Regions from separate parts of the Homo sapiens genome. Here region 2 is linked to region 1. A link is an interaction called in ENCODE POLR2A ChIA-PET data of the cell type or tissue named here. Cell type or tissue: A673. All regions are shown on one strand. Links, peaks and the distances in the headings refer to the core of each region. The heading gives the core; the rest is flanking DNA.

Region 1 (4,400 bases), core at 114-4,113:
GCTTGGCTCTGATTTCTTTTCCGGAGGCTCGGAAACACTTCCTCTCTTCTTCTGTTCTTCATGCCCCATGCCCCTGCTAGCGTATTACTGTTCTGTGACTTCCCTGTGACCTCTGCAGTACTCCTTATCCTGCGTTTGGTCTCCAGGTGTCACCTTTCTGCCGTGTTCCTAACATTTTGATTCCTGTCTTGAAAAAAGCACCTGCTGCATCGTAAGCCCAGGGATGTGGCAGCTGCAGCGGGCTTGGCTTTGTGAAGAACTGAGTGTGTCCGCGGATGTGGCAGCTGCAGCAGTCTTGGCTTTGTGAGGAACCAAGTGTGTCCAGGGATGTGGCAGCTGCAGCAGGCTTGGCTTTGTGAGGAACCGAGTGTGTCCACATACTTGATACACACGTTTTTATTTGCACAAAGAAAATGCTATTTTTGGAGCCAGAGTTTTCATGTCTGAGTGATGGCGATTTCCTTAAGAACCAGAACTGCTGGCAGAAAGGGAGCACCCACACGCTTAGATAGCCGATGTCTTATTAGAGGGCAGTTTGTAGTTCCTGATTTGGAAATTAACATTCTCCAAACATTCCAGTCCAGTGAAAGTTTTATCAGCTTTCCCATATGAAACCTCTTCCCTTGAGAGTGACTTGATTCTCACAATCCCATTGGAGTCGTGTGTGAGTCCTACAGTGTGAGGTTCAGCATTGCCATCTCCAAGTGCTCTTCATAGGGAAACAGTTTCTGGTCATGACGAGGTTCCACTTCCCATCTGATCCTGGCCTGGCCTGGAAACAGAGCACATGTGTTTCAGGATGGCAGTGTTTGGGGACAGGACATGAGCGTATTGTGTGGGGCTGCTAGGACAGGCCTGGCGGGGTGGGGGGGCGGTGTCCAAGTCAGTTTACTTGGTTCACAGGTTCCCAGGCCCACCCAGGTGCCTAGAATTGGCCTCCAGGATGGGACCAGAAATCTGGTTTTGCATAGAAATGGCTAGCAGCGGGCACCATGCCGCTGTCCACTCTCTACCCGCATCTGCCCCAGCACTTGGCACAGCAGGACAGAAGCAGAGATCTGAACCCACATCTACCTGGCTGCTCCGTCAACCCACTCTTCACAAAGCTTAGAAAGCGGCCAGGCACAGTGGCTCACACCTGTAATCCCAACAGTTTGGGAGGCCAAGGCGGGTGGATCACTTTAGTTCAGGAGTTCGAGACCAGCCTGGCCAACATGGTAAAACCCATCTCTACAAAAATACAAAAATTAGCTAGGCACGATGGCGGGTGCCTGTAATTCCAGCTACTTGGGAGGCTGAGGCAGGAGAATTGCCTGAACCCAGGAAGCGGAGGTTGCAGTGAGCCGAGATTGTGCCACTGCACTCGAGCCTGAGTGACAGAGTGAGACTCCATCTCAAAAAAAAAAAATCACACACAGACACACACACACACACACACACACACAGCTTAGAAGGGGCTGGTGTTCTCATAAGCACAGATGTCTGAAGAGCCGTTAGCCAGAATGATCCTTTTTTTTTTTTTTTTTTTTGAGATACGATCTTGTTTTGTCACCCAGGCTGGAGTGCAGTGGCACAGTCATTGCTCACTACAGCCTCGACTCCTGGGCTCTAGCAATCCTCCCATTTCCTGAGTAGCTGGGATGACAGGTGTGTGCCACCATGCTAGTAATTTTTTTATTTTGTAGAGATGGGGTCCTGAATTCATGGCCTCAAGTGATGCTCCTGCCTCAGCCTCTTTTATTATTTTTTTTTAGACAGAGTTTTACTCTGTTCCCCAGGCTGGAGTGCAGTGGTGCAATCTCAGCTCACTGCAATGCCTCCCAGGTGATTCTCCTGCCTCAGTCTCCCAAGTAGCTGGGATTATAGGCATGCACCACCACGCCTGGCTAATTTTTGTGTTTTTAGTAGAGATGGGGTTTCACCGTGTTGGCCAGGCTGGTCTTGAACTCTTGACCTTAAGTGATCCCCTCACCTCAGCCTCCCAAAGCCTCAGCCTCTTACAGTGTTGGGATTACAGGCATGAGACACTGTGGCCCGGGATGATTTTCAGTCACAGTTTTTTGTTACGAGTGGAAAATGCGTATTTATAAAAATGAAATAGTACAGACATGAACGTGTAGAAGTCTCTATAATCCTGCCATCCAAGGATGGCACCTGTTAACGTGTATATCAGGGATGTCCAATCTTTTGGCCTCCCTGCACCACACTGGAAGAAGAAGAATCGCCTTGGGCCACACATAAAATACACTAATGCTAGCAATAGCTGGTGAGCTAAAAGAAAAAAAAATCACAAAAAAACCTCATACTGTTTTAAGAAAGTTTACAGATTTGTGTTGGGCCGCAGGTTGGACAAGCCTGCTCTATATATATTCCAGGTTTTCCCCTATAGGTATACTTATGTGAAAATGATTATTGTGATAATTTTTTTTTGAGATGAAGTCTTGCTATGTTGCTCAAGGGGGCCACAAACTCCTGGGCTTAAGCCATCCTCCCGCCTCAGCCTCCTGAGTAGTTGGGAATATAGGTACTCATAACCATGTGTGGGTGATTATTATTATTTTTTAAACAAAAATGGGGCTGGGTGCAGTAGCTCATGCCTGTAATCCTAACACTTTGGGAGGCTGAGGCAGCAGATCGCTTGAGGTCAAGAGTTCAAGACCAGCCTGGCCAACATGGCGAAACCTCGACTCTACAAAAAATACAAAAATTAGCCAGGCGTGGTAGCACGCACCTGTAGTCCCAGCTACTCAGGAGGCTGAGATGGGAGGATAGCTTGAACCTGGGAGGTGGGAGGTTGCAGTGGGCCGAGATGGCACCACTGCACTCCAGCCTGGGCAATACAAAGCCAGACTCTGTTTCAAAAAAAAAAAAAAAAAAAAAAGGTGGGTGGGGGCTTCTACTATGTGTGCTGCTTGGCACTGTTTTTTTCACTTAAAAGATATTGCAGGTATTTTTTCACGTAAGTATCTGAAGAAAAACTTCCTTTTTTTTTTTTTTTTTTTGCCTTTTTGAGACAGGGTCTTGCTCTGTTGCCTAGGCTAGAGTGCAGTGGTGAGATCAGGGCTCACTGCAGCCTCCACCTCCTGGGCTCAAGCCATCCTCCCACCTCAGCCTCCCGAGTAGCTGGGACTACAGGTGTGCGCAACCATGCCCGGCTAGTTTCTGTATGTTTTGTGGAGATGGGGTCCCACTATATTGCCCAGGTTGGTCTTGAACTCCTGGTGTCAAGAAGTCCTCCTGCCTTAGCCTCCTAAACTGCTGGGATGACAGGCCTGAGCCCCGCGCCCGGCCAGCCTCCTGTGCGAGGTTGTGAGGGACTCTGTCATGGAACCTAGTGTGTCTTCGTGTGCTGGCTTGTTTGTTGGCTCTGTAGTTAACGGGCTGCCCCACGTGGACAGGCATTGGACCCGTGTCTGTGTGTGCAGGCAGAGGCTCCTGCGCGTGCATCTGTGCACATGGCTGCCAGGAGGGGCTGTGCTCAGGGGGAGCTGGGGCAAAGGCTGGTGGCAATGGGGGGCTTGGGTGTAGTGTGGAGGCACGAGAGCCAGGTGGCCGGGCTGCAGTCTGTGGGAGCTCGGGGGTTGCTTAGCCTCTGTGTGTCCTAGTGTCTTTGTCGGTGAGATGGGACAATGATAGCACACTCTCACAGGTGCTGGGGGCTGACAAATGTCAGGTCTGAGGACAGTGGCTGGCCCACTACGGGGTCAATTCCCCTTCTCTATAGTCACCCTGCTCGTCTTCCATCAACTGGGTGCTCAGGACAGTGGCATGGTGGATCCGCCCGTACAGCCTGTGTTCCAGCGTCCTGCAGGCCACAGCTGTGTCCAGCCCTGACCCCGACTGCCCCTCCCACCACCTCCATTTTATAGATGAGGAAACTGAGGCCCAAGGGCTTAGGGAACCCTGCTCTGAAGCACACAGTAGGGCTGCTGGGCTCAGATCCTCCCTCCCTGTGCTGAGCTGCCCTCCTCCTGCCACAAGCCCCCAGCCCCGAGCCCACCCTGCTCACCGGCCTCTGCCCTAGTTCCCCGCATGGTGTGGGAGTGTGGGGCATCCTAGCTTTTCCCCAGCCCCCAGTTCTTTCACTTCCACTGGAGTCCCGCAGGGACAGCTCGGGGACCATGCAGGCCCGGGTGGGCATGGGGGCTCACCTAGCTCGGTGGTGAACAGCTGGCATGTCTCTGGGTTGCGGACAGTAAAGGCCACATAGACCTCAGGAGCCCGCTGGTGCTCCCGGCAGGCAGCCAGCCTCAGCAGGACCCCGACCAGCAACACGATGGCTTCTGGGCAATACAGCACGTCTACGGTGAAAGTTTCAGGTTACTGAAAGGGACCAGCGGACAGTCCCAGGTCATGCTGACCTCAGCAGCAGGGCGAGCCAGAGAGGCAGTGGTCATATG
Region 2 (4,400 bases), core at 194-4,193, 570 kb after region 1:
ATTTTTAAAACAAAACAATTAAAGTTAGTTATGATAGCTTAGGCAAAATTTTGAATGCAAACTCAACCAGAATTACTGAAACATCTTAGGGTATCTTGAACTTAACACATTTGTTCTGTTGTGTGAGGATCACTAAAGTGGTGAATTATTGTGCTGATTGTAAATCTGTTATAGCAAGACCCCCTAGTTAATTTTAGAAAAAGATAACTGGAACCTTCAGGTGAAATGTAATTGGGGAAATACAAATTGGATATTTACATGAAATATTTTCAGATTGCTTAAGCAGTGTATTGTCAGAAGAAGTATCAATGGGGTTCTTTTTTAAATTAATTTTTTAAAGAATTGGGCAACAATTCCATAAAATAGAATAAGTGTTCCCTCAATGGGGTTCTTTTATGTTTAATTTTTTTTCCTAAAAACAAAACAAAAAAAGTGAACTGAGTTTTCCAGGCTCTGAATGTCTGAGTGTGATTTGTGTGGCCGCAGGAGCAGTGAACATCTCCAAAAAGACAATATGAGCAAAGATTTCCTTAAAAATTTATATATGACATTGAAATTTAAAAAAATTTTGAAATTTAAAATTTAAATTTTATGTAAGAAATTTATTTAATAGAAAAAACTTAAAATGCATATTAGCATAAAGAAAAATGGAATCAAGAGAAACTGCTTTTAATATTTTGGTATATGGCTTTCTTATATTTTTATTAACCTTTTATTATGGAAAAACGTAAATGATGAAAAATAGAATATTATGAACTCTCATATAGCAATTAATGGCTAAGCTTATGTCATCTGTACCTCCACCTTACCCCTCTCTCCTCTCTCTTTTTTTAGTTTCTATATAGAGATGGGGTCTTGCTATGTTGCCCAGGCTGGTCTCAAACTCCTAGGCTCACGTGATCTTCCCGCTTTGGCTTCCCAAAGTGCTGGGATTACAAGCATGAACCACTGAACCTGGCCTCACATGTTAATTTTTTTTTTTTTAAACTTTATTCTGGGCTGTGCACAGTGGCTCATGCCTGTAATCCCTACACTATGGGAGACCAAGGCAGGTGAATCTCTTGAACTCAGGAGTTCAAGAACAGCCTAGGAAACATGGCGAAACTCTGTCCCTACTATATAAAAAAAGGAAAAAACCTTTATTTTGAAAAAATTATAGACTCACAGGAAGTGGCAAAATTAGTACATAGTCCTGTGTACCCTTCACCCAGACATCTTAATAAATTTCTAGTAAGACATCAAAACTAGGAAATTGACATTGGTATATTACTGTTAACCACACTACAGAATTTATATCATTTTCACTGCTTTTTAAACCTGCACTTATTTTTGTGTGTTCACAGTTCTAGCAATTTTATGCCATATATAAATTCATGTAACTACCACCAAGACCAAGATCCAGAACTATTGCCTCATCACAAAGGAAACTCCTCTTGCTATCCCTTTATGTTCCCACCCCATTCCAACACTCCTCCTTGTACCCTGGCAAACTGTTTACTATCTATAGTTTTGTTCTTTCCAGAATGACATAGTTTGTTTATGTATGTATACTTTGTATACATACATACTTTGTTTAGCCATTCACTTGTTAAAGAACTTTTAGTATGTTGCAGTATTTTGTTATTATGAATAAAGAGGTTATGGACATTTGTGTACAGCGTTTTTTGTAAACAAAAGTTTTCCTTTCTTTGAGATAAAAGCCCAAGAGTGGGATTGCTGGGTTGTATGGCAAGTACATGTTTAGTTATTTAAAAAACTTCCAAACTGCTCAAAAATCAGTTGAACATATTTGTATTGGTCTGTTTTGGGGTTCTGTATTCTCTTCCATTGATAAGTGTGTCTGCCTTCCCTCCAGTACCACGCTGTCTTGATTATTATAGCTTTATAGTGAGTCTTATCGAGTAGAGTGCCTCCTCTCACTTCATTCTTCTCTGTCAAGATTGTTTTAGCTCTTCTGGTTTTGTTGCCTTTCCATATAAATTTTAGAATAATCACATCTGTATCTACAAAAAAAATCTTGCTGGGAGTTTGATAGGAATTGAATAAACCTATAGTTGAATTTGAGAAGATCTTTTTTTTTTTTTTTTTTAAGATAGAGGTCCTTCAGTCCGTGACCACAGGATATTTCTCCGTTTACTTAGATCTTCCATGTTATTTTGAAGCAAATTCCAGCCATCATATAGTTTTCCTTAAACGGTGTTATTGAGGTATAACTTATATACCATACAATTCACCCACTTAAGCTATACAGTTCAGTTGTTTTCAGTGTACAGAGGCATACAGCCATCAGCATAATCAATTTTAGAACAGTTTCATCACCCTAAAAAGAAACTACCCATTAGCAGTCAATTTCCATTCCCTCTTCCTCCCCGTCCCTGGCAACTACTAGTCTACTTTCAGTCTCTAGGACTTTGCCTGTTCTGGACATTTCATATGAATTGAATCATAAAGTAGATGATCTTTTTTGTCTGGCTTCTTTTACTTAGTGTAATGTTACATGATGTAGCATGTGTCAGCAGTTCATTCCTTTTTATTGCTGAATAGTAATCTATTATATGGGTTTACCACTTTTTTTTGTATTCATTCATCAGTTGTTGGGTTGTTTCCACTTTGTTTTTTTTTTTTTGGCCATTGTGAATAATGCTGCTGTGAACGTCCATGTGCAAGTTTTTATGTGAACATTTGTTTTCATTTCTTTTGTGTATATGTGTATGTAAGAGTGAAAAATTGCTGAGTCATGTGGTACCTCTGTTTAACCATTTGAGTAACTTCCAGACTATGTTTCAAAGCAGCTTTACCATTTTACATTTCTATCAGCAGTATATGAGGGTTCCAGTTTCTCCATATCCTTGATAACACTTCATACTGTCTTTTTGATTATAGCTATGCTGGTGGGTGTGAAGCAGTATTTCATGGTTTGATTAGCATGTCTCTGTTGGCTAATGCTGTGGAGCATCATTTCATCTGCTTATTGGCCATTTGTATGTATTTTTTGGAGAAATGTCTTCTGATCTTTTGCCTGTTTTTTAGTTGGGTTGTCTTTTTATTGTTGGGTTTTAAGAGTTCTTTATATGTTCTGGATGTTAGACTTATCAGGTAAATGATTTGCATATATCTTCTCCAATTCTGTGGGTTGTTTTCACTTTCTTGATAGTGTCTTTTGAAGCATAACAGTTAAAATTTTCTTATTGTAATAAAAAATACATAATATGAGACCTATCCTTTTAACAAATTTCTAAGTGTGCAATACAGTATTGTTAATTATAAGCACAATGTTGTACAGCAGATCTCTAGAACGTTTTCATTTTGGATAGCTTAAACAATACCCATTGAATAGCAACTGCGCTTTTTTTTTTTTTTTTTTTTTTTTTGAGAAACAAGGTCTCACTCTGTGGCCCAGGCCGGAGTGCGGTGGCACGGTAACAGATTGCAGTCTCAACCTTCTGGGCTTAAACAAGCTTCTCGCCTCAGCCTTCTGAGTAGCTAGGACTACAGGCACCTGCCACCACGCCTGGCTAATTTTAAATTTTTAAATTATTTTTGTAGAGACTGGGTCTCATTCTGTTGCCCAGGCTGGAGTGCAGTGGTGCAATCACAGCTCACTGTAGTCTCGACCTCTTGGCTTCAAGCGATCCTCCCATCTTGGTCACTCAGAGTGCCGGGATTACAGGTGTGGGCCACCACACCCAGCCTCAACTCCTCATTTCTACCTCCCCTCATCCCCTGGCAACCATTGTTTTACTTTCTGCTCCTATGAGATTGACTACTTTATCTTAAATCCCTCATAAAAAGTGGAATCATACAGTATTTGGCCTCCTGTGACTGGCTTGTTTCACTTATAATGTTCTTAAGGTTCATCCATGTTGTCAACGTTATAGAATTTCCTTCTTTAAGGATGAATAATGTTCCATTGTGTGTGTGTATATATATATGGACTGCTGCCAGTCGGAGGCCTGTTACAGATTGGGCTGCACAGCAGGAAGTGAGTGGCAGGTGAGTGAGCATTACTGCCTGAGCTCTGCCCACTGTCAAATCAGCAGTGGCATTAGATTCTCTTACATTCTCTTAGGAGCGTGAAGCCTATTTTTAACGGCGCAGGTGAGGAATCTGTTTTACATGCTCCTTTTGAGAATCTAATGCCTGATGATCTAAGGTGGAACAGTTTCATCCTGAAACCATCCTTGACCCATTGAAAAATTGTCTTCCGTGAAACCAGTCCCTGGTGCTAAAAAGGTTGGGGACTACTGCTGTAGTTAACATGAGTGCAAATATTTCCTCAAAAATCCATGGTGGTGGCTCACGCCTGTTATCCCAGCACCTGGGGAGGCCGAGGCCAAGGCAGGCGGGTCATTTGAGGTCAGGAGTTTGAGACCCGCCTGGCCAACATGGTGAAACCCTGT

The links. Peaks named below come from ENCODE experiments on the same cell type or tissue, not always from the same donor. Only the 100,000 strongest peaks of a DNase experiment are listed, where the experiment ranks them.
Region 2: POLR2A ChIA-PET joins it to region 1 with 5 read pairs; 2 of 35 experiments call an interaction of 5 or more read pairs at or near these places.

What each region holds. Positions count from the first base shown.
Region 1 is chr3:125,924,867-125,929,266 of GRCh38, reverse strand. It overlaps the pseudogene FAM86JP. Among named protein-coding and RNA genes, the nearest start is that of LINC02614, 41 kb to the right of the region's middle. In A673, for the core only: no CTCF peak of the experiment used is centred there; no DNase peak of the experiment used is centred there.
Region 2 is chr3:125,350,352-125,354,751 of GRCh38, reverse strand. All of the region lies in intron 1 of ZNF148 (zinc finger protein 148), which reads left to right. Among named protein-coding and RNA genes, the nearest start is that of ZNF148, 23 kb to the left of the region's middle. In A673, for the core only: no CTCF peak of the experiment used is centred there; no DNase peak of the experiment used is centred there; H3K27ac peaks cover 651 bases.